Regions from separate parts of the Homo sapiens genome. Here all the other regions are linked to region 4. Evidence: chromatin loops called from intact Hi-C (ENCODE). Cell type or tissue: heart right ventricle. All regions are shown on one strand. Links, peaks and the distances in the headings refer to the core of each region. The heading gives the core; the rest is flanking DNA.

Region 1 (7,598 bases), core at 1,478-5,477, 390 kb before region 4:
GATGCCCTGCCCAAAGAGGAATCTAGAGAGGCAGTCTGGCTACAGTGGCTTTGCAGTGCTGCAGTGGGCTCAGCCCAGTCAGAACTTCCTGGCGGCTTTGTTTACACTATGAGGGGAAGACTGCCTACTCAAGCCTCAGTAATGGTGGACGTCCCTCCCCCCATCAAGCTTGAGCATCCCAGGTTGACTTCAGACTGCCGTGCTGGCAGCAAGAATTTCAAGCCCATGGATCTTAGCTTGTTGGGCTCCATGGGTGTGGGATCTGCTGAGCTAGACCACTTGGCTCCCTGGCTTCAGCACCCTTTTCAGGGGATTGAACAGATCTGTCTTGCTGGTGTTCTGGGTACCACTGAAATGAAAAAACAACAACAACAAAAAAAAACCTCCTGCAGCTAGCTCAGTGTCTGCCCAAATGGCTACCCAGTTTTGTGCTTGAAACCCAGGGCCCTGGTGGTGTAGGCACCCTAGGGAATCTCCTGGTCTGTGGGTTTCGAAGACTGTGGGAAAAGTGTAGTATCTGGGCTCAAATGCACCATTCCTCACAGCACAGTCCCTTGGGGCTTCTCTTGGCTAGGGGAGGGAGTTCGCTGACCCCTTGCACTTCCCAGGTGAGGTGATGCCCCACCCTGCTTCAGCTCGCCCTCTATGCACTGCACCCACTGTCTAACCAGTCCCAATGAGATGAACTGGGTACCTCAGTTGGAAATGCAGAAATCACCTGCCTTCTGCGTTGGTCTTGCTGGGAGCTGCAGACCAGAGCTGTTCCCATTAGGCCATCTTGCCCGGAATCACATTTCTTCTTTTAGATGAAGACCTGGCTTATAATTTCTGCCAAAGAATATGGATCAGAGTATTTGATCACTGACTATTCTGACTATTCTTAAGGATGGCTACTCTGTGATATTTAGCCATCCATAGACTTAGAGAGGTTTGTAAGTTATCAATTGCTATGTAACAAATATGCCCAAAACTTAGCTGTTCAGAATAACAAACATTTACAATCTCACAATTTCTATGAGTCAAGAATCTGGGCATGGCTTAGCTGAGTGCATTCTGGTTCCAGGTCTCTTGCAAAGCTGCAATGATGGTATGAGCTGGGGCTGCAGTCATCTCAAAGCCTGACTAGGGGAGGATCTGCTTCCAAGACTGCTCATGCGACTCTTGGCAAGCTTCAGGTACTCACTGGCTGTTGACCAGGTTTATAAGGGTTTATTTTTTATTTTTAGGTTTTGTGGGTTTTGTTTGGTTGGTTGGTTTTTGTCATCTGGGCATCTCCCCATAGGGCCATATACAATATGGCAGCATACTTCCCAAAGCCTGAAGGCTCCCAGAGAGAGAGATCCAGAGAGGGCATCCAAGACAGAAGCCACAGTCTTTTTCTAACCTAACCTTGTTAAGAACATCCCATCGTTTTCTATCATGTTCTATTCATTAGATGTAAGTTCAGTGATACTGAAGAGAACAGCGTCAATACCAGGAGACAGGGATAAGTGGGGGACATCTTAGCAGCTGCCTACCACACAGTACATGACCTAAAATAGCAGCCTGAAATATCAAAACCTCATACAATTAATATATAAAATGAAGTTACTTCTGTTGCCACTGAAAAATACCAGCTGAACTGAATTTAGGGTGATTTACGTACAGGTAACTTATAAAGGCCATAATCCAAATGATCTGCCAAATATTGGAAACGAAGTATAACAAATTCCTTGTTATCATCACTATTAAATTAAGAGACTAAAGAGAAATAGTGTATTCATTCTGATGCATGGGTCATGCTCCCTTGTTATGGTTACACTTCAGTCATTTGGTGAATGTAACAACTTGACATATGAACTGCCTTTGAGAGAAATTTGGTTGAGAAGCCTCAGGACTTCATCTCAGAACAATTTCTCACTGAACATACACAGTATAATTATAACAAATCTTACCTCAAGTCATTGTGTGTGTGTGTGTGTGTGTGTGTGTGTACGAGTAAGAGAAAGAGGAAACAGTTAACCATATTCTGTATATGAGGTTGAAAATCCTTTCAACATATTGCAGCCATCAGCTTCATATTGAGATAAAAGTTCACCAACCACAATTCAGAAATTTATGGATCTTGCCATGTCCTTCTAGATTGATGGGAGTTATAAAAGCCAAATGCAATTTAGAAATAGCAAAAATAGTCCAGGTGCAGTGGCTCACGCCTGTAATCCCAATACTGTGGGAGGCCGAGGTGGGTGGATCACCTGAGGTCAGGAGTTTGAGACCAGCCTGGCCAACATGGAGAAGCCTCATCTCTACTAAAAATACAAAAAAAAAAAAAAAAGAAAGGAAAAGAAAATTAGCTGGGCGTGGTGGCACATGCCTGTAGTCCCAGCTATTCGGGAAGCTGAGGTAGGAGAATAGCTTGACCCCCGGGAGGCAGAGGTTTCAGTGAGCCGAGATTGCACCATTGCACTCCAGCCTGGGTGACAAGAGCAAAATTCTGTCTCAGAAAAAATAGCAAAAATATTATTTAAAAAACTACAAAGAAGTACTAGTCTATCAGAATTTGATTTCTTAATCTATTAAGGAAGTTTACTCTCTCTAATTTGATTTGTGACTTAGAATTATTCTAGGACATTTTAGAAAAAGGCTAATACAAGCACAATACACTTTCCTACAGCTACAGTGATATCACACTTTATAAAGTGAGGTGCAACATGTTTGGGACTCACCATGTTATCTTTGTTAAACCCAAATACACAAAAGCATCCAGCCAGTAAGTGACAGTCTGGCTACCTGTCCTAACTACCAGTCACTTTTGTTCATCCACATATTCACATTTTCCTTAACCAGGATACTTACTGTCTCTATTTCTGTATGACATGATTACAACTCTGAGAAGGCTTTTGTTCTCTAGTATTTGGAATCCTTAAAAGTACTTCACTTCGTTGTTAGAAATGAAGCAAAATTGTAGTTAAGAAAATTGTTGGGACTATAAAAACATTTGGCTCCTTTTCCCTGATCCAGAAGGTACTGTGTGTTCTTTGGATCTCAGTCAACATTTTGGGCAGTTCCAGATAAGGTATCCAATAACTTCACTTTGTGTCCCCATTTTTCTTGCCCTCATTCCAGAAAAAGTTGGATAGCTGCCTCCCAAATAATTTTATTGTGAGGGAAGTTATTATGAAAACATACTCCACTGGTTTTCACTGACCTCCAAAACACACTCCCTAATTAAGTGCAAATGGGAAACTGACTTGGGAGCAGGTTGTCTCTGATTTTGGACTTGGGAGAAGTATTAAAGTTTATGAACTCGATACGCAAGCTCCATCTGCCAAATGAGGAATTTCTTATTTCATTTGGTGACCACACTGAGATTATATAATGCTCCTCAGAAAACTCTGAATGCTGAAGATGCGTAAACCATCTGTCTATGTTGAAAGGTCAAAAAATGCACTGCCCCCACAATGTGTCTCTGGGCATAACTAATTATTTATCCAGAGAAATTTCATCATAGAGTTGTTGGGGTTTTTTTAACATTGAATTTCTACATAACCATAAAATTTTACAGTACTAAAGAGAGAGTGATCATATTCATGCTCTCACATCCTTTTACAGGAGGCTAGGGTTAGTCAGCTTTAATATTTAAAGAAACCTGAAGACCTGGCACAGAGAAGTGTGAGAAGCAGAGAAAGGAAAGCAAACAATTTCAGCTCTGCCATCGCATCTTTCCCTCCCCAGCCAGCAGGGGGCAGTAGTAACAGAGGAAGTGAAGCTGGCTTACTTCTGCGACTGAAGATCCAGAAACAAGGAGAAAGGGTGAAAGTTGCATGAGGTTTCTCTGCTCTCCAGTGACCCACCCCAGCCCCCCACCCCATTGGTGGGAGTAGACCTCAGGTGTACTTCTGAATTCCAGTTCTCCCATGGTACCAGCTTAAGTTATGACAGATAATTAACTATGTTTTGAAACCATGCTATAAGCCAGGCACTGTGTTAAGCACTTTACATGCATTTTTTTATTCCATCCTTTAGCAAAGTAGGCTAAAGTAGGTTTTGTTATCATTTGTGTTTTAAAGATGAGAAAACTGAGGCTTAAGAGATTAAGTAACTTGCTCAAGGTTACCTAGTTAAAACTCTAGCCACTAACTAGTAAAGAAAACTGCAATATTCATCTTTAACCCAGGGATTGAGTCTTATGTTTATTTAATTTGTTTTTGTGTATTTTTTCATTTTCTAAATTATTTAATCTGACAAAGATGCAGGTATTTTCAGTTGTTTTAATACTCAAAGGGTAATACATGTAATACACAATTATCAGGTGAATTTGAATGCATCAGAGTAATTCAAGAGAAGGAAAAATTTTCCCCAAATTATCAAATTTGCTAACAATGGTGATACTACTGAGTAATGTTATTAACTCAGATATTGTACAGTCACTCTTTCTTTTAGTAGGGTAGCTACAAATTGGATTTATATCATTTGTTGCCCTCTGTAGTCATTTTGCCAAAATGAAACACTCTCAGTTCAGGGTTTATAATCAGACAGACAGTGTTCTCATATCAGCTCTGTGCTTCCTTCTCTGAGCCTCAGTACCCTCATCTCTAAAAGGAATCATTCATACTTTAGGACTCATTTGATGGTTGTGAAGGTTAAACAAGCTAATACAGGTAAAACATTTAGCCTGACTCTGGCATATAGGAAGTAGTCTATAACTGCTATTATTCTGACTCAATGTCAAGCTTGGAAAACAAGTAGAGAATTCAAACAAATGTCCAGCTATTTTGGTTCTGGGTGCCAAAAGTCCAGATGTTTGAGAAACCTCAATTAATAACTATATTTGTTGGTGCTCACTGGTGTAGTTGGCACAATGTGATCACAGGTTACATTTGAGGGCAAGTGGGGGTTAATGTTCTCCCCATTCATGCACAGTTGTCCTTTGTTAGGAACTAAAAATACAAAGGTATAAAGGTTTCCCTTTCTATGTCTGCCGAAAAGATTACCGACAGTCAAGAGGCAACTTTTTTTTTAACAAGCACTTAAATTCCTTTTAAAATCTTAAATGAAAAAAAAGTATTTATTTCCTATACTTTCTTTTCAGCTTTCAAATATATCAGAAAAATCTAAATACAATCCAGTTTTCTTCACTCTAGTCTAATCCTGAGCAGCCCAGCACTGAAAATAAAGATATCCTTTATTTATAAGCATATCTTATAAATAAAAGTTTACCAACCTCCCATAGAGTTTGTGTTTCCAGGATCTTCATTGTTAAATCATTATTCAAATCATAAAAGTTGGGAAGAGACACTTATCCTTTGCAAAAAGCAAAATACAGCAAATGCATCTCCAACTCCTTTGAACTGTCTGGGTTATGTGAAAAGGATAGAAGTGTAGCTGATTCATCCACACAACCCATCTGTTTTCTGACTGGTATCAGTCAGACACCAGTCATATACTACCCCCTAAGTTCAAATGGGATTGGAGTTAGGAGGTCTAGAAACTAGTCCTGATTCTGTGACCTTGAGGAAGTCCTTCAACTTTCCTGGGCCTCAGCTTCCAAGCAAATAAAAACAAAAGGTTTAGAACATGACATAATTGCTATTAGTGTCCTGTTAAACCCTTGTCTTCTATAACCAAGATCTGTGGTTACTTGATCCAGTTGGGGGTTGTAAGATGAGGTAGACAGTCGTCAATATAGTACCTGAAGTCTACTCTTTCAGGGATAGCTCAGAGGACAACACATCAATTTCATGTTTCTCAGACAGGTACATGTGACCTCCTGGATCCTGGCCATGCTGATAGTGAATATGCAAGGCCCCAGATAAGCATAAATTATCTTCCTGGTGTATTAATTATTCTTAAAAATGTTTGAGGAAAATTTATGTTTGTGTTAAAAAGAATAATTTATTGTATAGATTTTTAAATTCTCACAAATGTGTAAGGTAAAACAGGAGGCAGTAAAGGTATTTGTCACTAGGGGTGTGGCTTCTTTAATACCTCTGACATCCTCTACAATAAAAGTACTTTGGTGAAAACGTATGTTAGATAATCAATGGTCATATTTGGAGAGTAAATACACTATTGCTTAGCTTTCTTTCTGAGTCCATGTCAACTAGTGAGTGGGAATTTTGTTCTAGAATGGTAGAGAATCCTAGGATGGGATGGGGATCTAGTGAAGGCCTATAGAGAATGAAAGAATCCATCAAAACTGGTTGTTTCTCAGTTTTTTCAAAGGCAGACTCCTGGACAAGGTGGTTGTCTTTGAAACACCGTTCTCTGAGACTGTTTGCTAAATCAAAATTTATCCCCTGAGTCAGCTTCTAAATAAGTTTTGTCATCCCTGAAAACCCAAATTAATGTTATACAAAACCATAGGAGCTATCCTCCATAACTGAATCATTATCTTACTGGTAAAACTGCAAACTCATATGGTGTTTGCCTTGTACTCTCTTCTACTCTGCTAGGCAAGCATATCCTATATAATTTTACTCCCAGTTCAAACTCCCACAGGATCTGAAGCCCGTTTCCTTGTCTGGTGGGAAGGTGATGAAAATGCTGCTGAATGGTGTGCAGGTGAAAAAAAAAAAAAAAAGTGTGTGTTTTTTGCTTGTTCCCTCCAGAAATCTCCTAATGGGAAGGTTAAGGGGAGGGGCTAGGCTACAGGCAGGTAAAACTATACACAGTGTGGAACAAAGCAGAATTGCCTGAATTAGCCAATGAGTATAGGCCACAGCCTCTTATCCACTTTCCAAACCCACAAGTTTCTTTATTACTCATTTGGTTGACAATACTTAACATGGTCTGAATTCATTTGGTAGTGACACCTGATCTGAACTGATGTGAAGCTATTTATAGTCTTTATTTGAAAAACCTAATGGGAGCATCCATTGATTCTGCTACAGAAATGTCTATGTGTTTGACTACAGGTTGATGCATCAAACCCCACTGGGGATTTTAATACAATATACCATATATTTGCCATATTAGCTTGCTGAGATCCCAAAATTCTGAATTCTGAAATGCTAGCCCAAAGTTTTCATATAAGAGGTAATGAGCTTTTACTACCCTGGCTACCACCTGAAACAGTGCAAATAGACTAATCCTAATCCCTCACATTCAAAGCATCTTCCTGGATGTGACCTCATTTAATGCTAGGATGCTGTGTGAATGGGCAAGAGATAGAGGCATGGCCTGGAAGAAGAAGTGACTGCCCAAGCAAGTCTCCTCAGCAAAGCAGGATGGGGGTGTGGTCATCACATTCTAGGCCCAGCCAGACTGAAGCATTCATTCAATATTTATATTCCCAGGCATTTTCAGACTCTGGAAGACTGGCTGATACTTACCAAATTAACATGAGAGTAATCTATTTGATTGAACCACATGCAATTTCCATTTTTGCAACCAAATGGTCACGGACTTGACAAAATTCCAATACCCTTTTGTGATACAACACTTAACAAACTAGGAAAAGAAGGGAACCTTCTCAATTTGATAAAGAACATCTATGAACAGCCCACAACTAACATCACATTTAATGATGAAAGACTGGATGTTTCTCTCCTAATATCAGGAGTAAGACAAGAATTTCCACTCTCACCATTTCTATTCCATATTGCACTAGAAGTTCT
Region 2 (7,598 bases), core at 1,748-5,747, 630 kb before region 4:
GGCATCTCTTACTCAGCACAGAGTTATCTAAGTTGTTCTTTTTTATGACTGAATAGTGTTCCATCATATGTGGTATCACAGTTTATTTACCCTTTCACTCATTGAGGGACATTCAAGTTATTTTCAGTTTGAAGCTACTGTGTAAAAAAAAAAAAAAAAAAAAAAAAAAAGCTACTCTGAAGTTTTGTTTATCAGTTTCATGTGAACATACATTTTCATTTTCCTGGGGTAAATACTCAGGATCGGCCTTGTGGAGTTATAGCGTAGATGTATGTTTCACTTTATAAGGAAACTGCCAAGCTATTATCCAGAGTTGCTGTAGCATTTTCCAATTCCAGCCATCATGTATGTGAATTCTACTTACTCAGCATCCTTGTCAACACTCTGTGTTGTCAGTATTTATTTTGGACATTCTTTTTTTTTGACGGAGTCTCTCTGTTGCCCAGGCTGGAGTGCAGTGGTGCGATCTTGGCTCACTGCAACCTCTGCCTCCCGCGTTCAAGCAATTCTCCTGCCTTAGCCTCCAGAGTAGCTGGGATTACAGGCGTGCGCCACCACGCCCAGCTATTTTTTTTTCTTTTTCTATTTTTAGTAGAGATAGGGTTTCACCTTCTTGGCCAGGCTGGTTTTGAACTCCTGACATCAGCTGATCCACCTGCCTCGGCCTCCCAAAGTGCTGGGATTACAGGTGTGAGCCACCACGCCTGCCCTTATTTTGGACATTCTGATAGGTGTGTGGTTGTAGCTCACTGTTGTTTAAATTCACATTACCTTAATGGCTTGTGGTATTAAACATCTTTTCTCGTACTTTATACAGCAGTCCCCTCTTATCCAAGGTTTTTCTTTTTGCAGTTTCAGTTACCAGCAGTCAACTGTGTCCTGAAAATATTAAATAGAAAATTCCAGAAACAAACAATTCGTAAGTTTTAAACTGCACACTGTTCTGAGCAGTGTGATGAAATCTTGCGCAGCCCTGCTCCGTGGGACATGAATCCCCTCTGTCCAGTGTATTCATGCTGTATAGGCTACTTGCCTGTTAGTCACTGAGTAGGCATCTCACTTATCAGATTACTGTCACCACATCCATCGCATAGTCATTTTATCATCTCACATCATCACAAGAAGAAGAGTGAGTGCAGTATGAGATGAGGGAGAGACCACATTCACATAACTTTTATTATAGTAAATTATTATAATTGTTTTATTATGAGTAGTTATTTAGGGTTCAGTACGATCCACAGTTTCAAGCATCCACTGGGGGTCTTGAAATGTATCCCCTGTGGTTAAGGAGGCGATGGTGGGGGAGTCTCCTGTGTCTTCTTTGGTGAAGCATCTGTTCAATCTCTTTGTTCATTTTTAATTGGGTTATTTGATTTCTTATTGTTGAGTTTTGAGAGTTTGTTATGTAATCTGGATATAAAGTTCTCTGTTAGATAGGAGATTTGAAAATATTTTCTTTTAGTCTGTGGCTTGTCTTTTTATTCTCTTGGAAGTGATTTAGCAGAGCAAAAGTTTTTGATTTTGATAAAATTTCATTTTTTCTTTTTTGTATCATGCTTTTGCATCATTTAAAATTCCTTTCCTAATCCCAGATAATGAAGATATTTTTCTATGTTTTCTTCTAAAAGTTTTACAGTTTTATGATGAATACATTGCCTTTTGATGAACAAAGAAAATGGGCTACTTGATAATAGATTTCCTTCTTGGTGGTGTAGTTTGCCCTATTGATTTTGGAGAGTTGTAGGAGCCTTCTGGACAGGGCTGCATGCCTGGGAATGTCTCTTGCATCACACACAGGCAGAACCGCAGTCTGCTATCCACCATCAAATATTCAAAAATAGTCTGATAAGCAAGTGTTTTTTCATGTGTGCTAGAATCATATGATGATAATGCCTGATCTGAACCAATGCGAGACTACTTTTGTTTATTTTATCCCTACTGATGTGACCACCACACATTCAGTAATAGAACTCTTCATGTGTTGAATTAGGGGTCCTACTCCAGTCCCTGATCAGAGTATTCCACAATATTCAATGTATAGACTGTGTTACATATCTACCGTCTGAAAATTCTGAATTCTGAATAGTGGATTTGTTCACAAGGGTTTCAGAAAGAGGATTGTGCATCTGACATTTAAATGGTTCTTGTGATATGATAGTTCTCATAGTCGCAACGAGGAAGTCTTCTTCCAGTGTCCCCAAACCTGGCCAGAAGTTCACATTAATTTGACTGAGGATGGAAAGAGGGGTCACTATATTTACTACATTATTCAATCCAAATTAATATGTTTCTCTCATGACAAAGGAGGTTTCTTGATATCTTTTCCCATTCTTCTTTCTGGTGATAAAACTACTGACCAGTCAGCCTCTAAATATTGGAGAAGGCCTTGACTTTCACATGATGATGTATGTATATGAGTACACACATCGGTTAGAAACAGGATGGGAGGCCAGGGTTAGACCCAAGCAAGGACACCCCAGCCCTCTGCTTGCCAGGACTGGGATGCTGTGTGTCCATCTGGGCCAACTGGAAACAAGAAGAAAGACAGGGCTTGTGGCATGATTTGGGGCAGCCTGTGCACAGTGGCTGGCACAGAGCAAAGGCCCAATAGAAGTTAAGCAAAGGGCATTCTGACCACGATGTCTGGTCATTTCAGGTGTGACTGTGCCTATAATTGTACCATAAGGAATTCAGCCCATGCGACTAAGCTATGCCTTTCTCTGTAGTAGCTTAATGGGAAATCAGGGCATCTCCGGCACTGTAGTGTGTCACTTCATCAGACATAGAGCCAACTCACACATTTGTCCTTCTGATGCATGTCTTTCCTCCTCCTTTACCGATGCAAGTAGAGTGAGAACCCATGCTATGATTCCACTCCCTGTCTAAAACCAAGTGTACTCTGAGAAAGTTAGAAACTATTCTGTATCTGCTTCCAGAAGCTTATCTCAAGACTTAAAAATTGAAGAGAATAAAATTAATAGCCAGGAGTAACAAAAAAATAGAGAGATTTTAGCTTGCCATTTCTTTAAGTTATGTATTTTTGTCTTGTGAGGTTCAATTTGGAGAAAAGCACTTAGACACGAGGCAGGGTCGGTTCAGGGGCAGGGCCATATTTAAAAGCTCAAAATGCTTGCTTTTGTGGTGACAAAGGAATCGACACTTCTTTTTTCTTCCCCAAAGGAAACAGAAGCTTATTATCCTGACAGAGGAAATGCAGAAATTTGTAGGTGGAGATTAACCCTTACTCCCAAACACTGAGGCTCCTGTTCAACTTCTTGCTTAAGAGATTTTAGTAACTTTTAAAAATTCTTAGCATGCTACATTGGTTGGCTCTCCAAATAATTCAGAAAACTTGTGACCTGAAGCTTTCATGGAGTTGATGTAACTGTTCTGGAAATCTCTTGACTTGAACTTGAGACTCACTCACACACAGCTGCAGTATGTCCACCATCAACAGCAATCTGTACCCAGAAAGCAGTGGGAAATGGGGAAAAAACAAGAGACAACCTCAAAGAAATCTAGGTCTTTCCTGAGCTGCAGTTCTACATATTGACCACCAGGTGTCTATCTTCACACAAGCAGTCTTGCTTGGATGATGGTGTACTACTTGACTGTGGGATTATTTTAAAAATGAAAGCAATTTTTTAGATATGGGTATATATGTAAGTATAAATGTGCAAATGTAAAGTGAAGTCTCAAAGCCAAACTTAATAATTTACAATTCCTTATCTAAGTAGGATAATCAATTGAACCTTGTGTTGATCTTCTAAAGTTGTTTGGAAAAACTAATTGGGGGAGTAAATGGCCAATAGATTTGGGGAATGGTGAAAAAAAAATTGTCCTCTTCCTAAATTTTATCATGCTTTTTTTTTAAATTTCAAGATTCTTAGCATGCAAACAGGTGTATGTTCCCAGGAACATGGTTTTTGGTAAAAACAGACGAATTGTATTCTGAGCTGGCTTCTGTACTCTGTAGTTCAATTTCATAGTTCAGTTTCTATTGTAGCTTATTTTCCAGTTTCAATTCTAGGCCCTGATACAGGTGAAAAATATCTCTACCAGGAAGTGCAAGAATAAGATTTGACTTTTTTTGTCCCATAATTGGAAGTGACATTATAGTAGAATTAGATAACTCCAGTAAGGTTTAGGATGCACAATTTATGCATTTATGTCAATCTTAGAAAAGAAGTGCTCTTTTGGTCTGTAAAGAAAGGTCACCAGATTAAACAGTTTCAGGGATATCTTTTATATCTCTCTACTTTTGTTTGTTGTTCATTTGTTTTGTTTTGCTTTAAGTTACCCAAAAAATAGTTTCCATAATTTTAGGAACCTTCTGTTTTCATTCTCTTCCTTGCCAAAACATGGAGGTCCCTGAGAGCCCTAGAGGCCCTTTATATCTTTAAATAAATTATATATAGAAGAGACTTAAAAAAATTACCTAGTACAGAAGTACTTTAAGAGAAAGAACTGTACCATCCTATGCAACTATTTTAGTGAGGCCTGAGGAGGAAGAAAACATAAATATATTACATCAAAGCACTGCGTGGAGACTGAAGACTTTCCTTTTGGTTGTTATTTTTAAGTTTTATTTGGTTTCATTTATTGTTTTGATACCTTTGAAACATTAAAATAAGTTTCTCCGGTGACTATATCTATCAAGCTCTTTATTGGGTGGTGCTCTCACCAATGTTGGCTTCTCATTTCTGTTCCCTCAAATATTTATAGACAATGCTTACTAAAGCTCAGTTTGTTCCCAAATTTTGTGTTTTTTGTTTTTTCTTTTCTTTTTTCTTTTTTTTTTTTTTTTTTTTTTGAGACAGAGTCTTGCTCTGTCGCCCAGGCTGGAGTGCAGTGGCGCGATCTTGGCTCACTGCAAGCTCCACCTCCCGGGTTCACGCCATCCTCCTGCCTCAGCCTCCCGAGTAGCTGGGACTACAGGCGTCCGCCACCATGCCCAGCTAATTTTTGTATTTTTAGTAGAGACGGGGTTTCACCATGTTAGCCAGGATAGGATGGTCTCGATCTCTGACCTCGTGATTTGCCCGCCTTGGCCTCCCAAAGTGCTGGGATTACAGGCGTGAGCCACCACGCCTGGCAATTTTGTGTTTTTAACACTATTTTTTACAATACGTTCATTTGTTCATTAATTTGATCAAACTTTTTATTACTCACTGTGAACTTCATGCTGTGAATAGAATAAAAATGATTAGGAACCAGTCTCCTCTCTCAAAAAGCTATTAAGCCAGTGAAAAGAATTTTGTGAGCCATCTCCTAAATACACTTCTGGATCCTATTGAATAACGTGGAAATATGTTACGCTGCAGGCATTTGTGAAATAAAACAAATTTCTGTTTTATGTCATGTAATGTGCTTTCAATATAAAATTGTTATGTTTAGAGAGCATCGTCACTACAATACATGAAATAATAAGTCATGTTTTTGCAATGGAGGTGAAACATAGTGATCTACATGTTTACATAAAATTACCATGCAAATTATATCTCCAATATTATTTATTAAACTAATGGATGTGAGCAGAGAGGTAAGGACTGATATCAATGTATCTATTATATGAAGAGGAAAATAAAAATTCACTTTGCAAAATTATTTTCACTTGGCTTTAGTTGTCTGGATATAATTATTTTACTTTTATTATTATATTTAAGTCATTGCATCTGTTTCCAAAATGTTCTGTAATGGAAGTATTAACAGGAAGCAAGTTCTGCAACTGAAACCGCTTTCTCTCCTACCATAGCATCTATGGTGATGAATGAACATAGGAAAAGAAATAAAAGCAGTAGAAATCTGGAAGGAAAACTTCTAAATGCTTAGGTTAACTGTGGCTAGAATGAAATGGAGAGGAACCACCTCTCTGTTTCCTTTGAAAACTATTCTTAAAAATCCCAGAGTGCATGTTATAACAATTGCCAAAAGGCTAAATGAATGGGTTTTTCATTAGGCAAGATAAAATGGTGGAGAAAAATTTGTTTTTTTTTTTAAGGATGTCAATACTGGTCTAGTTACTATGCTTTGAAAAGAAATCCAACAGGTTCATATTGCTTCATAAAACTGTGAAAATAACAAGCCTGCTTAAGTGGAAAGGGCCCCTTTAAAGTCTGAAAGATAACTTCAAGGTCAAGGAAGTTCTTTGTATTCTTTCATTTATTTGCTGAGCTCTGACTAGTTTGCTGACTATAAACCTTTACATTCATCTTGCTATTTTCCACTTAAGGTGGTCATTTGTTTATTAATTCACTAAATATTTATTGAATGTCAGCCAGCATTCAATAATGGGCATGTAAATTAACAGATATGGGTCTTACCATCAAGGGGCTCCTTATCTAATGTGATAGCAAATGGGTCCCTCAACTCATTAAAAATATCGAATTATTGAATTATAATAATGTGAACACAATTTCAGCAGTTCAGAGGGTTGATCCTGACAATCACCCATAAGTGGATATTTAAGCTTGTCCATAGTGTTTAACTAGTTTTTTGATAGCCATGAGGTGGTAGAAGGCATTTTAGGAAAAAATAAAGAATACCATGAAAAATCATACAGCATGTAATTATATGCTTGCAGACAAAGCGTAGAATAATGTAGCTGGAGCATATGTGCATGGAACAAAAGTAGCAAGAGATGAGGACAGAAATAGTAAATTAAAACTAGGTTACGATAATTCTTGATAGCATTACAAGGAGCAAAGAACTCATTATGTAATAACTACATTTACAGAATACAGTTAAAAAGAAAAAAATCCTACATCACAACTTTATCACTGAGGACTCTTCAAATTCTAAGTAACTGAGCACCTAGGCCAAATAGCTTAAACAAAAAGAGAACTAATTGGTTTGCATAAATGCATGTGTAGACTTCAGGCATAGCTTAATTCAATGACCAAATGACATCACCAGGACCAATCTCTCTGTCCTGGGTTTGCTCCATACTAGGGATCTTGGTATTAATGCCTTACCTCACTTTGTTGCCATGACCTTAAAAGCACACTTTGAGACTGACATTATCCAGATGGTAGAGTATGAAGCCCCAGACACTTCTTTCCTCCAGTGGAAACACTGATTCAACAATATATAGACCAATTCCCTTTATGATAAAGTAGAAACCAGTTAAGAGGCTTCTGCACCCCAAGTGAATGCAGAAATCAGCCATATCAAAGCCATTAGAAAAATTTATGGCACCTTAATACCATAATCTCTCCCCTTGTCACAGCACCACACATTTGGGAAGAAACTCCTAGCTCCCAGCCTCTCCCTAAGGAGGAAAAAAGAAGTTTCAGCTGTATGTCCAATGTTCTGACTTTTTGGGAGGTACCTGAGGGACTGGCTTCTGTTTCACCTGTCTCAGAGCACTGATTGGAGCCAGCATACTCTAGATTTCTGGGAGCCACTGAGAACAAAATAGAGATGGGAAGCTTATTGCTGCTTCAGAGGGCTTACAGTAGAGCATATAGGGCTGAAGTGGCCTCTCAGGGGAGAAAGAGAAGAGTGGAATATATATCAAGCTTTCTGACTTTTCATCAGCAACTGGTTTTTGTCTAACTCAACTTGGGGTGCTGATGGAACAAGCATACTCTAGCTCT
Region 3 (7,598 bases), core at 2,126-6,125, 1.6 Mb before region 4:
CTTGTCTTTGCCCTGCTTCATCCTCTGGATTCCAACAGGGACCCCAGGCCCTTGCCTTAGCAGGGAAGGGACAGGAGGCAGCAGAGACCAGTGTCTGGACATCAGTGATTGTAGCTTCAAGGGGAGCATTGGAGTCTCTCACAGGCTGATCCATGGACTGCAGGTGCCACCTTATCTGTACTCAGGGTATTTGGAGAAGGGAATTATGGAAAGAGACTGGTCATCCTGCTGCTCTGGGCAGGTAGGGGCTCAGTGTGGTTATGGTTTGAAAATTAAAACAAACATCTTTTACCTTTTTTTTTTTTTTGAGATGAAGTCTTGCTCTGTCACCCTGACTAGAGTGCAGTGGCACGATCTCGGCTCACTGCCTCCCAGGTTCAAGTGATTCTCCAAGATGTGATAATTTAGTTACCAAATGACGGCAGTGAGAATGAAAATCAAGGGACAAAAGATGATCAATACTATGGGGTGAATAAATTACTACATTTGGTGATTGATTCAAGATTTAAGATGTCACGAGTATAGCTTAGAGATAAGTGATTAGGGATCTAAGGGAGGAGTTCAAGAAAACTCTCTGCTCGTCCCAAGCCAAACTCCCTATGTGTGCTATGGTTCCTAAACCCTCCCTCCAATCAAGTGTTTGCTTCTACAATTACTTCTTTTTCCCTGACATCTTCACATTTTCCTTCTCCCCTGGCTCATACTCATCAGCATATAAATATGCTGGAATCTCCTAACATAAAACGCCTCATGTTAGACTTAGTTTTAACTCCTGCTCCATTTCTCTGCTCCTGTTTCTCTTAAAGCTCCTGAGAAGGGCTGTGTGCTCTTGCTGTGTCTGCTTCATCCCTCACTTCCCATTCTCTCACGGGTTCCCTCCCATGCACCACTGAAACTACCCTTGTCTCCTCTTTCGAGCTCCAGGTTGCCAAAGCCAATGGCCGATGCTGTCTTCACCCTACTGGGGCCCTGGGCTCCGCCGACTCTTCTAGGGATGTTTCTTTGCTTTGCTTCTGGGAAAGTGCACTCCTGATTTTCTTCTAACTTTCAGGCAGCAACAGCTCCTTCTGTCTCCAGGCTGCCTTTTTGTTTTTTTTTTCTGTTTTTGGTTTGTTTGTTTGTTTTTGAGATGGTGTCTCACTCTGTTGCCCAGGCTGGAGTGCAATGGTGTGATCTTGGCTCACTGCAACCTCCGCCTCCGGGTTCAAGTGATTCTCCTGTCTCAGCCTCCCAAGTAGCTGGGATTATAGGTGTGTGCCACTACTCCTGGCTAATTTTTGTATTTTTAGTAGAGACGGGGTTTCACCATGTTGGCCAGGCTGGTCTCGAACTCCTGACCTCAGGTGATCCACCTCCCTCAGCCTCCCAAAGTGTTGGGATTACAGGCGTGAGCCACCACACCTGGCCCAGGTGTGGTGCCTTTTCATTCTCCTCCAAATCTCTGAATGTCGACACATCCCGGGACAGGTCCCCTGCTTCTTTTCTTTCTCCAGGTTCCCTTACTGAATGAGCTCATCTTGACCCAGAGTGTTCAATATCTGTGTGAAACACTATAAACTCCTAAAATGGTAAGAAAAAGAAAAGAAAATGGAGGCCTCCCCGCCATGATCTCCTAAGCCTGTTGTATTTTTGTTCATAGCGTTCATCACCACCTGATGTAATATTTTATGTTTATTTTTGGCTTACCGTGTGGGTTCCCCCATCCATGAGGACAGCGGCCCTGTCCTGTTCAATGCTGCAGCCCCCGCCCCTGGGCAATGCCCACACAGGGTGGGCACCCAGTCTGTTCTTGTGGGATATGTGACAGAACAGAGCCTGGCTCCTGATGAGGAATGTGAGTCAAGGGACAAGCTGGTTTGGGAAACTGGAGACTGATCCTGTGTTGGGCCTGCTGAGCTGCAGGCCACCCAGGTGGAGTTCCACATGCCGCTGGACATTCCAGGCTGCAGCCTGGGGGAGGCCTGAGTTGGAGATGTGTGTCCTCGTTAAGGTGCTGCTGGGCTGGGCATGGTGGCTCACGCCTATAATCCCAGCACTTTGGGAGGCCAAGGTGGGTGGATCATTTGAGATCAGGAGTTGGAGACCAGCCTGGCCAACATGGTGAAACCCCATCTCTACTGAAAATATAAAAATTACCCGGGTGTGGTGGCACATGCCTGTAATCCCAGCTACTCAGGAGGCTGAGGCAGGAGAATCGCTTCAACCTGGGAGGCGGAAGTTGCAGTGAGCTGAGATTGTGCCACTGTACTCCAGCCTGGGCTACAGAGTGAGGCTCCATCTCAAAAAAAAAAAAAAAAAAAAGTTGCTGCTGAAGCCAAAGGGTGTGTGAGCCCCTAGGACCTAGGGGATCAGCAGCTGGGGCCTGAAGTTTGGGAAATGAGGTGCAGGTTGGGGCTGAGGAACAATGGGAGCACAGAGATGTTATCTTGTCTGGGAAAGAAGGCAAGAGGTTCAAAACAGATGGGCTGGCTAGCAGTTTGAAACATTGTAGAAAATCAAATAAAATGCGCTGAATTTGGTAATTAGGTCATTGGAGAATGCAGCTGAGTGGAGCAGAACTGATGATATTTCAGGAGCTTCAAATATTGGAGTATTGCAGGCTATTGTGACGGGGGTTTGATAAGAGAAGGAAAGCAAGGTATAGGATGGCAGTCTAAGGGGGCAGCAGTGTGTGTGATAGGAAAGGTGTTTTGTCCCTTAACGTTGGGGAGGCCTGGGTATATGTGACACCCTGCTCATCAGAGCTTCTGAAGACCTAGGGTACACAGATGAGCAAAACCAACAAATTCATATAACAGATTATTTACATCAACAAGTAATATATATGCACTGGCCTAAAGAAATCAACAAATTTATATACCACAGCATTAAAACAATGTTCTGCTGGGTGCAGTGGGTCACACCTGTGATTGCAATCCTTTGGGAGGAGAGGAAGGAATATCACTTGAGCTCAGGAGTTTGAGACCAGCTTGGGCAACATAGTAAGACCCCCATCTCTGCAAAAAATAAAATAAAATAAAAATGTTAGCTGGGCATGGTGGCACACACCTGTGGTCCCAGCTACTCAGGAGGCTGAGACAGGAGGATCTCTTGAGCACAGGAAGGCTGCAGTGAACCATGATCATGCCACTGCACTCCAGCCTGGGTGACAAAGCAAGATGCTGTCTCAACAAAACAAAACAAAATAACCAAAATACCCCCCAAAACAGTGTTCTGTAACTAACAGATTAGCTCTATGGTTGATTATAATCTAAGTTCTTAACAAATTGATGATATTTATGAATCTTAGCCACACCCAACAGCTGAATTTTCTCCTAGAGTTGTTAGGAGCTCAGGTGTGAAACTGTTTCAGATTACAACTTCATTACCAATTTGACCCAAAAGACTCTTTTCTGAGAGAGGGGGTCCACCCAGCAGGAATTTTCTCACTTGATTGAGAGTAAGGTGTTAAGGCCAAACACTCTCACTTAGAGATAAATTGATCAGTGAAATGGATGTGCGGGTTTTGATTCATTCATACCAGGGCTTACTCATTAAGCCAATATGTGCCTCATCTATTGAATTCCTACTATATGCCATACCCTTTAAAAGACATTGTGGATGATCCAAAGAGGAATTAAAAATGGTGATCTCTGTCCACAGGAAGACATGAAAATGCCTAACATTTTTGTAAGCTCTTTGCTTTGCAAATCCTTTCTCACGTGTGATCTGAGAGATGAGTTTTATTATTATCTTAGTTTTTGTCTGGGCACAGCAGCTTATGCTTGTAATCCCATTGTTTTGGGAGGCTGAGGCAGGAGGATTGCTTGAGCCCAGGAGTTCAAAGCTTCAGTGAGCCATGATTGCACCACTGTACTCCAGCCTGGGCAACAGAGCAAGATCCTGCCTGTCTTTCTGAAAAATCAAGAAAAACCTAAACCAAAAATTACCTTAGCTTTTATAGTTGAGGTTAAGTAAACTGCTTAAGTTTGTGCAGGAGTAGAGATTGTCCTAATAAGTGGAAGAGGGGAAAAGGCTGGAGGGAGGAAAGCAAGATTGGGGAAGTCAGAACCAGGGGAGGATAACCTGAGCCCAGGAAAGAGGGCCTTTGGAAGGGAGAGTGGTTGGTCTTCTCAGATGTGGTGGAAGGAAAAAGGATGGGGATAAAGTGGAGGAAATGGGGACATTCATTCTGTGGCCCCCAAATCATGGTGAAATGTGAGATGAGATGGTAAGCTTTATGAGAGAGTGAGAGTTTTAGGGAGGGCAAGGCAGGTTTCACCCCAGCACTGTGGGCAGTGGGAAGGCCTCAGCAGAACCACAGGGAGTCTGGTGGCAGTTAGGTGCTTGGATTCACTAGAAGCTCGGTGACCCTGGAGCAGGGATGGGGGAGCAGCATTCAGGACTGCAAACGGGCACTGGGTTCTTCCCTTTTTCTTGATTATTAGATCCTATGGTGAAGACATTGGGTTTTCTCATTTAAAAAAATTATGTGTTGGTTTGTGCAGTGCATAAACTAAGTACAAAATAATTTTTGTAGACGGTTCAATTTATGGTCTCCTAGCTACCTTTTAAAAACAGGCTCTGGTGATGAGAAGCCCAGAGAGCTGCTTTTTCCTGCTTTTCATCCTAAGTTTTCCTTTATTCATTCCACACTATTTAATGACTTCACACTCAGTGTGAGAGATGATGCTGTGGGAAACATAAAAATGAATCAGACACTGGTTCTGTCCTCAGGAAGCTTTAAGCTATGATTTGAACTTAAAAGGATTAAGTGCTAAAAGAGAGGAAAAAATGAAGTGAGGAGGAGGGGATGGTCACGTCCATGGGGGATAACTGGAAAAGCTTCATGGAGAGTTGGGCCTTGAAAGAGTTTGGGTTTGGCCCTGCAGAGGAAAGTGTGCTCTAGCTGCACTCAGTAGGTGTTTATTGAATGAATGAATAAAAGCTGAATGTGATGTCACCTAGTAAGGTGATCAGAAAGGAGGACCGAGTCCAGATAAAGATAACAACAAGCTTGTAACACATATCATGCCCCAGACACTGTTCAAACACACTTTTATATATTGTTAACTTGATCCTCATGACAGCCCTGTGACACAGGGGCCATGATTTCCAAGTTTACGGATGAGGAGACTGGCCCAGAGAGGATAAGTAACTTGCCCAAACGTTCACAGTTTGTGAGTGGTGAGCAGAGCTTCGACTCTTGGCCACGTTATTGGAAGACTGATGTCAAGAAGTAAGCATCCTTCCTGTACTTTTGTCTGCTATCATCAGCCTGATCCACAGACCTGAATGCACAAGCCCTCACCTCCACTTTGATCTCATTACTGTATGCATCCTCTCTCTGGTTAATGCCTCCCATGCCTATGCTCACTCTCTTTCCCAGGCTGGAGATGGCATTGGGAGGCTGCAGGTGGCACCAGGGACCTCATGGGCAGAATCCCAGGGGAGCACAGGCTATTGCTGGGCAGCTCACTGCAGACTCAGGCAGTGAGTGGTAATTGCAAATAACTACAGCAACGGGTCTTAGTTTAACCTTGCTCATTTCCAGAGTTCCGCGTTTTTGATTTTGTAGACTTTGCAGCATGGTATTAATGCCAAAATAATTTGGATAAATATAAGCCCCGCAAACTCCTTGGCCTATGGTCAAGTTTTTCCTTTTCTGTGGCTAGTTTTTTATATGCACTGATGAATAGGCCAATCTGTGTGCCGATATTAATAAGATTCACCACAGCGATGAAAATGCTTCATCATGCCTCTGCAGGTCAGAACTTGGGGATGGGGTACTGAATCGACAGGAACAACACTGACGTGTGTCAAAGGACTTGTGTCTGGAAAAGGAAAGGGAACCTAAGAGGGTCCCATGTATTTGGTGTATATTATAACAGCTTATGCTGGACCTATGTCAAGGCACAAGGACCTTCTGACATCTAAGACCTGGTAACATCACTCCATCTGGCTTTATGATTGGGCTTTAACAGTGACCACCAACATGAGGACCCACCATATGCCAGGAACAGGGCATGATATTGGAGAGCTACCAATGCCTGAGGCTTGGACCCTGCCTCGGGGGAACCCAGCTTCGCAGAAAAGATAGTTACATAAATGCACGACTCATGCTGCCATGTGCATGGACTGTCCCAGAGGTGGGTATAGGGTGCTCAGGAACACAGATGAGGGGACATGAGGAGGGAGGGAGGGCTGAGATGGCTACAGAGAGGAGCTGACCATTGAAGGATGGTGATATGGTTTGGATATTTGTCCCCTCCAAATCTCATGTTGAAATATGATCTCCAGTGTGTTGGAGATGGGGCATAGCGGGAGGTGTTGGGTCATGGAGGTGGCTTTCTCAAGAATGGCTTAGTGCCATCTCCATGGTGATAAGTGAGGTTTTGCTCTATTAGTTCATGCAAGAGCTATTTGTTAAAAGGAGTCTGGCACCTCCTCCTCTCTGTCTTATTCTCTCTCTTGCCTTGTGACACACCTGCTTCCCCTTCACCTTCTGCCATGACTGTAAGCATCCTGAGGCCCTCACCAGAAGCAGTTGTTGGCATTGTGCTTCTTGTACTGTCTGCAGAAACATGAGTCCAAATAAACATCTTTTCTTTATAAACTGCTCAGCCTCAGATATTCCTTTGAAATGCAAAATGGACTAACACAGACGGGTAAATGTGATTGATTTTGTGTTAGTGGATTTACTATTTAGTTTGAAGGGTCTGCTTGGGATAGTATGATGTTCTACATGAAGTGACTGGGTGAAAGACAGATATTCATACGCAGATTTATCACAATTTTTGTAGTCTGAGTGCCACAGTTTCCTCATGACTCTTGCCACTCTCCCTCACCCCAACCTCCAAGGACCAAGAGTCAGGTGATCCTAGTGGTTTGATTCCCACTTCTGTGGTGCAGAGGGCTGGACTCAGGCATGAGTGACCCAAGGAAGGCGGGGCCCTTGTCTCCAGAGTCTTGTCTAGAGCTTGGTTTCTACCTCCCTGGAATGGCTATGAGGAAATTGGTGAGGGAGTCCCCTAGAGAGTACCTAGCTACCTCCATCCTAGTCTCTCAACTCTAATAGGATTGGCACTGCTCTAGGCCCTGGGATATTACTAAGAGTAGAGGAATGCAGCTGGAGAGAGCTGGGAAGGGGAAACAAAGATGTGCAGAGGGGGATTTTGATGCCGAGCCTTGGTAACATTAACCCTTATTTTCAAAGCCCCTTTTCTTTCCCACTCATCCACCTCTCCAGGTCGACACATGTGTGCTGTGCATCTGACCTAGCAGCAGGATTAAGTGTGCCCCTGGATTCAGGGCACAGAGGTGTAGGTGAGCTGTCTGACATTCTCATCTGCATGAAGGGATAAACTGTGCTTGAATCTAATCCACAAACGAAAGTGTAAAGCTATTAGGCGGGACTCTAGGCAGGACTTTATTGGACAAAAGTGTCTGTGGTGGCTCTTCATACCTGATAGATAGTTTTGGAAAGACTGAGTGTGCATATTAATTCTCTTCCTCTACAAAATGAAACCTACTTGCCAGCAGTATTGGCTTGTTTCACAACAGGCCAGGATCTACACTGATGAATAGAAGTGATGATCATAGAATTCAATTTTGGGCTA
Region 4 (7,598 bases), core at 1,171-5,170:
ACTTGGCCAGGTGTGGTGGCTCATGCCTGTAATCCCAGCACTTTGGGAGGCCGAGGCTGGCAGATCACAACCAGGATGGAGATCAAGACCATCCTGACTAACACGGTGAAACCTCATCTCTACTAAAAATACAAAAAATTAGCCAGGAGTGGTGGCAGGTGCCTGTAGTCCCAGCTACTCGGGAGGCTGAGGTGGGAGAATGGCATCAACTTGGGAGGCGGAGCTTGCAGTGAGCGGAGATTGTGCCACTGCGCTCCAGCCTGGGCAATGGAGCAAGACTCCGTCTCAAAAAAAAAAAAAATTAGATACTCAATGTGTCTAGACATACTTTATCATCTTCCTTTGCCCTAGGCATCTTTCCTCCTGTCTCCTCCATGTCTGTCACCTGAACCACCATCCTAGCCGTCACTTGGGCTGGGAGCCCATCCTTTACACCACTGTCCTCTCTTCCCACAGCCTGTCCGCAGCTGCCGAGTTCCAAGGTTCTTCCTGTACAACATCATTTGACTTGGCTTGCTTTTCCTCATTCCGACTGTCACGATCTTGCTTCCAGCATGCTCAGACTATCATAATAACTTCTTAACCAACCTCTTTTCCTCATTCTCTACCTGTTTTCAATTCATTGTTGACACTGCACTATATCACTGTTTTAATTGTGTTCTGGTCTTATCATTCCTAGGCTCACAAACCTTCCGTGGCTCTCCAGTGCCTAAAGAATAACATTCCAACTATTCAGCCTGGTATGTAGGGCTCTACCTGGCCCCAGCCTGCTTTTTCAGACCTGTTGCCATCTGCTCCTTACCTGTGCCTCTGCAGCTCTCTGCTGGATTTCACCTTGCTTTGCATTGTACTGACTCGGTAAGTCCTCTGTGATTCCTGTGGGATGCTCCTCCTCCAGGTCCCCATGCTTTAGAATTGTACCTGCCTCAAGGCCCAAATCAAACACCACATCTCCCAGGAAGGAAGCCCAGGTTCCCCCAGCTACGAGTAATTCCCCCTCCTCAATTCTCTTTGCCCCTCCAATACTCACACATCTTGTCCTGTAATGTCAGGGCACAAGTTTGTCTGTTCTACAAGGCAGAGTCCCTGGAGAACAGGAACTGTGATTAATGCCCTTGTACTGCTCACGCCCAATGCCGGGCCTCCTACATCACCTGTGACCCACCATTGTTTGCTGGCTGGATTAGTATGCTCATGAGTAAAACCGTCTGTCAGAGGCAGTATAAATATGAATATTTTTGTCCAGCAGAAAATTAAAGAAGACGCAGGGAGAGGGTACATGAGCAGATGTGTGGGACTCACATGGCAAGATTCCCCCACCTTCCCCACTGGGAAGAAGTTAACCTTCAGTTTTTTATTTAATCTAACCCTAATTTTACATCATTTTTATATTTAAAACATTTTAGATAAATCATTCATTTTATTCTGCCTTGCTTTAAAAAAAAGTGAAAAAGTGACTGCAACAACTTGGTTCTAATGTTGTTCTTCAAATCAGAAATTGTTAAGGAGAAAACAGAGAGTCAAATCTAGAACCACCTTCTGGAGACCTGCAGCTCCTTCCCCAGACTGTAAACATCCTGTAGGCAGCACTGTGTCCACTTTGTTCTCTGTTGCATTCTCATGGCCTGGAACAGTGCCTCACACATACACTGTAACCACTCAAAAATAATGTTGGTTGAACAATGAATGAACAAATGAATGGATGAATGAAAATAACAAGCTGCTGATGCAGGCTTCCCTGCCTTGCCAAGAGTATTTCCTCTCTCTGTAATCAGGTTTCTGCAATGCCCTTGGACCTGACAAACCAGGCATCTCTCCTAGCCTGGCTCTCCTCTTTCAGCATGCAACATTCATGACATTCTGAGATCTATCTGTCAGAGGGTGACCTCTTCAGGAACAGGGGACACATCAGCTGCTTGTATGGGTGTTTCCGTTGCTGCCAAGCTCTGCAGTCTAAGAGTCCAGACTCTCATTATCTTGGGGAGAAATTGAGAGTTGGAGTTCTGCGCATCACACATGGATAGTTTATAAGGAACTTTACACATGTTCTCTTTTTTAATCCTTACAACCTGCTTATGTGGGAATTTGCCTTTTCTTCATTTTACAGTTAAGTCTCAGGGGGAGTAACAGACTTGCCTGAGATCACAGATCTAAAGGATCCAGCTGGGGCCAGAGCCCAGGCCTGGCTGACTTCAGAGTCTAGTGGACTCTTCCCACCCAGGATGTAACCCTGGTCGTCGACATCCTCCTGAGTACACCCACAGGCCTGAGAAGAACCGAGGGGTCTCACAATTTAGTCACCTACACCAATTTCTAGCCACTTACATTTTTCACCTATCCCTTCCTGCCAACCAAGCACAGACACACTCACTCCCCCACCAGGTAATGAGGAGCAGAGGACCGTAAAGAGCGGCTGCCCCTCTCGGCACAGCCTCCCTAAACTGCACAGGTCGGGGTGAGGGAGCTGCTTTGTGAAAGTGCAGGTGTGGTCACCGGCTCACAGGTGGCGGTCCACTCCGCTGTCTAGGAGTAGAAGCGGGAAGAGCTATGGGAGTGGAAAAGGGGTTCTCGGTGGGCCGGCCTGCCAGGGCTTTCCTACAGCTGCCTGGTTTTGCTGCGGGCTCTCACCGCCTCCTGCACCACCTCCTCTTGCTACTGCTGCGGAAGCCCGCCTCCAGGCTGTGGGAAGACTCAACGAGGTCACTAGCGGCGCCTTGTGGCACTAAGAGGTATTGCAAGCAGTCTATGAATTCGTGCGCACACTAAGTTCAACACTCTGAAACAGTATTCTTTCATACATGGGTCTTCTACGATTTTTTAAATATGTGACTTTTCATATATGTATTCCTGTTGGTATTAATAAATTAAAACTCATTTAAAATCTTCCTTAGTGCACTTTCTCCTTAAATGAACATGAAACATAACTATTCTAATGAGCAGGAAGCCCAAGACACTTTATTTAGCTTAAAACCGAGGTCTCTATTATTTACAAGGTGCAATGTAAATGGAAACAGTTTGTTACCGTTAAAGTGCTGTGCACCACAGAGGGCTGATCCTTGTTTACCCTGCCTGGTTTACGCATTCACTGGTCAACGTCCAGGCCATGACTCCAGGCAGAGTATCTGGTCACTGCCCGATCCCACCACTGGCGTTCATGGGACCATAAGTCACCAGCGGCAGAAGCCATTCCTGAGGCCTCATGACTGCCTATCTCTATGGCCAGGTTAAGAATTAAACAGCATTGTTAATCCCAATACTTTGGGAAGCCAAGGCAGACACGTCACCTGAGGTCAGGACTTTGAGACCAGACTGGTCAACATGGTGAAACCCTGTCTCTACTAAAAATACAAAAATTAGCCAGGCGTAGAGGCGCATGCCTGTAATCCCAGCTACTTGGGAGACTGAGGCATGAGGATTGCTTGAACCCAGGAGGCGGAGGTTGCAGAGAGCTGAGATTGCTCCACTGTGCTCCAGCCTGGGTGACAGAGTAAGACTCTGTCTCAATAAATAAATAAATTAAATTAAATTAAATTAAATTGAAGAATTAGACGGCATCGTGAACGTTCCTGGGAGAGGTGCCACACTGAACCTCCAGAGGCTGGCCGCTGGGCAAGTTCGTGTTAGGTTTCATTTAAAGCAGCCTCTGAGTATGGGAAGAAGTGTGGTCAGGCTTCTCCTCCTCTCAGAAGGTGTCAAGTTTATAAACAGTGACTCTCAATGACCGCAGCTTACATGGTCACTGTGTACAGTATTTTATCATCTATAAAAATCCTATATCTTGCCTTATTCCAGTCTACCAGAAGAGGTATTACAAGTCCAGTTTATACCAATAAAGAAACTGTGACTTGAAGAGCCTAAGCGACTTGCCAATGTCACACAATTAGGAGGTGACAGAGCCAGACTAGGGTGGAGAGTCTGCCTCCTCCCATGGAGTTACCACTGCTATATATTCTGTGTTTAGCTCAGCAGAGCACAGCCTGACACAAGTGGCTGCTGGCAAATGTCATTACTGTCACAGTATTCGTGCATCCAGCAAAACGTTTTTTTTTTTGAGTACCCATGCAGTAACTGTGCTATATTCTTTCCATTAGGGGCAAAATGTCATGGAAGCAACAACGGCAGACTCCAGCCATTCCTTCAACCATGGGGATCAGTGTGTACGTCACTTTCCCTTAAGAAAGAAAAGAAAAATTCCATTTTCATATCTTCCTGTTAGCAGACATGCCTCCACTGTGCCTCCCGCTGTGAGCATTTTACAGACAAAGGCTTCCCTATGCCTCTGTATTTCTTTTCCTCCCACTGCTGTACCACCGCGGGCTCTGCCTGTGGGTGACTAACATCAGGAGGCAGGGCTGGTCAGGCACAGAGGTCTCCCAGCTGAGCGCTGGCATTCCAGAAGCAACCCCAGCCATGGGCACCATGAGTGCCCAGAGGCAGAAAGTGGTGTAGCTCTGAGCAACCTGCCCAATAGCAGAGAGGCTGTGGACACCACTGTTTGCTTCCCTTCCCATGATTTATGGGATGTGGCCAGGCCTTTCTCTTCCCGATTTATGACCACCTGTCTTGGGAAGAACATAAATTACACATCCATGGCAATTTAAATCTCAGTAAGAGATAGGAGAAGACACCTAGGCTGGCCGCACTGTCTCCTGGGGTATTAGAAGCAATTAGGGCCAGATTGTTGGGCTTCACAAAGCCTGCGGAAGATCAGGGGGGTGTGCTGGCTCCTTGCGCCCCCCGCCTTCCCACCCTCACTCTGTGTTTAGGGTCAATTATCCTCCTTCTATAAACACAGGCTCCCAATGGAGGAAGGGGGGCACTGAAGATGCAGAGAACAAGCCCAAACACGTGAAGTGCTTTGCGGAGGCTGTTTCTGCAAGAGCATAAACCTTCTAAATCCAGAGGGAAGGATGCCCCACACCGAGCAACACACAGGGGGAAGAGAAAGAACAAGATGGACAAAAAAGGATGACAGCCAATTCCCCAAACCACTTGGCTGATTTACACAGAATCATCTATTTCTGTCCTGCCTCCTTTATTTTATAGGGAAGAACACTCAGGGTCTGAGTGCGGGCAGGGGTAGGAGCACAGCAGTCGGTGTGCTGCACATCCAGGTCTCCTGACTCCCAGCCCGGGATCTTCCCGCTGGCCCACCCTGCTTTCTGCCCCTAGTAGCTCCTCTGTGGCCATGGAAAACAGGAAGACTGAATTCTGGTTTGTTCTGATGGTGAGTGAGCGCATTTCAAAGAATAGCTATAACCCTGGTCCTCTCATCAATGTTCTGTCACATATAGTGACATTTCCCCCCAAAATTTTACTATGAAAATTCTCAAGCAGGCAAATGGTGAAATAATTTTACAGCAAACACCCATTTACCCGCTGCTTGAATTCTGAGCTTAACACTTGACTATATATATTTGTTTTTTTGTTTGTTTGTTTGTTTTTGTGAGACAGAGTCTCACTCTGTCATCCAAATTGGAGTGCAGTGGCACAATCTCAGCTCACTACAACCTCCACCTCTCGGATTCAAAGGATTCTCCTACCTCAGCCACCCGAGTAGCTGCAAATACAAGTGACCACCACCATGCCCAGCTAAGTTTTGTATTTTTAGTAGAAACAGAGTTTCACTATGTTGGCCAGGCTGGTCTCGAACTCCTGACCTCAAGTTATCCACCAGCCTCAGCCTCCCAAAGTGCTGGGATTACAGGCATGAGCCATCGTGCCTGCCCTTGACTATGTTTTCTTTATCACACATGTATCTATCCATCAATCCACTGTATTGTCTTTTTGCATTTCCAAGTAAGTTGCAGACACCAGTACATTTCAACTCTGAACAGTTCAGCTTGAATATTATTACCTAGAGTAAAAACCATTATTTGCTTTTTTTTTTGAGGTGAAAGTTACATGGAATGAAATATACCAATCTTAAATGCTCCACAATATTAGCTTTTTACAGAAAAGTTGTTAATGTTTTGAGTATTGAGAAACATCTCTCAAAATGTTGGGATTCCCTTAGGCTGGTCTGTAGCCCCCTCTTTGAATGTTGATGCAAATCACACCCAACGCTGTTGGAGCCAGGTAGAGACCAGCTGCTTGCTATCCACCTAAGGATTCCTTGAGTACCACAAACCCCCTTCTCCGTAATTCCCTCCACCCACCCTGTTTGACTTCCCTGCTGACCACTGTCTCTCTGCCAGGTGGCCTAGGCCCTCATGGCCACCTGCTAACCTTGCTGCAGCCTGGCCCACACTCTGGGACTTATCTCCTATAGGATGACAGGTGCTGGCCAGAGAGGTCAGGCCACAGCCTCATGCTCAGGGGTGAGGTGACAGCGGGGATGACAGCCCTCCAGCCCAGGGCTTCAGCTTGCCCAGAGATGGGGCCAGATCTGGGACAGTAGAATTGTCAGGGAGGGATTGGTTGTTGATCAAAGATGACTGAATCATTGGCCCCCAAAAAGGCCATGAGGTTGGTGAGAGGTGGAAGGAAGGGGAGGCAGACAACCTCACGTTACAGGGAATGAGTCCTGCTCCACAAAGCCTAGAGCAACCTCTCTGTCATGCGCTCGTTCATGATGGTTTGGATACAAGATAGTCACATCTCAACTGCATTCCTTCCTCAAGGTTCCCAGGGCCCTCCCTTCTACAAGATACACCTGGGGAGGCCAAGTCAGGACCAAAGCCAAGGAAGGGTCTTACACAAAGCCAAGGAAGGGTCTCAGGGGCTGTAGAGAAGAGACCTGACACCTGGCCTGTGACTCAGCATTCAATGTCAAAGGGACCAATGAAGAGAAGCACCCTTAGTTCATTTTCAGAGTTTCAGCAATTTCCTGGGTCCCAAATTTGGCAGATATCAGCTCTGAAGTGCTTGTATGCTAAACTGTTATTGTTGTTTTCACGAAAGTAATGCAGAGTAATTATAGAAAGTTTAGAGACTGCATATGAGAATAACCCTTTTCCATAATTCTATGACTATACCAAAAGAGTATCTCCATTTTGTTTTATATCCTTTCAGCCTTTTATCTACTCATGTGCATTTATATGTTTTTTAAAAAGTAAAATCAAATAAAAATGAAAAAGTAAATAGTGCTATTTTATAATCAACTTTGTAAAATCAACACAGCATCTTGACTATCTTTATATACAATTTAAAATGATTCTCGGTACTGTGTCTTTCACCTAAAATTTTTCCTTAAGAAATTTTAAAGTAAACATAAAAGTAGAATAGTGCAATAAACCCCACGTAATTATCACCCAGATTCTATTTATGAAGATTGTGACACATTTTTAAAATGTACTCATTTATCCTTTTTTTCTTTTTGCTAAAATAATATATGGCAAGTTCCAGATGTCACATCACTTCACTCCTACACACATATTTCAATCAGCTTCTCTAAAATATATTGACATTTCTTATACAACCACAATGCCATTAGGACACCTAGTACATTTTTTGGTATCATCTAATACTTAGCCCGTAATAAAATTTGTCAAAATGCATAAGCAATTTTTAAACATTGATTTATTTGAATTATGATTTCTAAATGAAAAATAAAAGTACTTGTTTAAGCAGACATGTTGGTGTCCAAAACACCAGGG

What was found. Peaks named below come from ENCODE experiments on the same cell type or tissue, not always from the same donor. Only the 100,000 strongest peaks of a DNase experiment are listed, where the experiment ranks them.
Region 1: it touches region 4 in a loop (3-fold over the local background); 44 of 110 quality-filtered maps call a loop at or near these places.
Region 2: it touches region 4 in a loop (10-fold over the local background); 56 of 110 quality-filtered maps call a loop at or near these places.
Region 3: it touches region 4 in a loop (11-fold over the local background); 16 of 110 quality-filtered maps call a loop at or near these places.

Annotation. Positions count from the first base shown.
Region 1 is chr1:221,199,774-221,207,371 of GRCh38, reverse strand. No RefSeq gene overlaps it. Among named protein-coding and RNA genes, the nearest start is that of LINC02817, 130 kb to the left of the region's middle. In heart right ventricle, for the core only: CTCF peaks have their summits at 3,511 and 3,714 (motif pointing right); a DNase peak (open chromatin) is centred at 3,731; H3K27ac peaks cover 2,350 bases.
Region 2 is chr1:221,431,570-221,439,167 of GRCh38, reverse strand. All of the region lies in intron 3 of LOC105372932 (a long non-coding RNA gene), which reads right to left. Among named protein-coding and RNA genes, the nearest start is that of LINC02817, 99 kb to the right of the region's middle. In heart right ventricle, for the core only: CTCF peaks have their summits at 3,357 and 3,561 (motif pointing right); no DNase peak of the experiment used is centred there; H3K27ac peaks cover 363 bases.
Region 3 is chr1:222,444,458-222,452,055 of GRCh38, reverse strand. No RefSeq gene overlaps it. Among named protein-coding and RNA genes, the nearest start is that of TRT-TGT2-1, 17 kb to the left of the region's middle. In heart right ventricle, for the core only: no CTCF peak of the experiment used is centred there; no DNase peak of the experiment used is centred there.
Region 4 is chr1:220,805,432-220,813,029 of GRCh38, reverse strand. All of the region lies in intron 6 of MTARC1 (mitochondrial amidoxime reducing component 1), which reads right to left. Among named protein-coding and RNA genes, the nearest start is that of LINC01352, 20 kb to the left of the region's middle. RefSeq lists an enhancer at 1-313. In heart right ventricle, for the core only: CTCF peaks have their summits at 1,884 and 2,720; a DNase peak (open chromatin) is centred at 2,689; H3K4me3 peaks cover 369 bases; H3K27ac peaks cover 830 bases.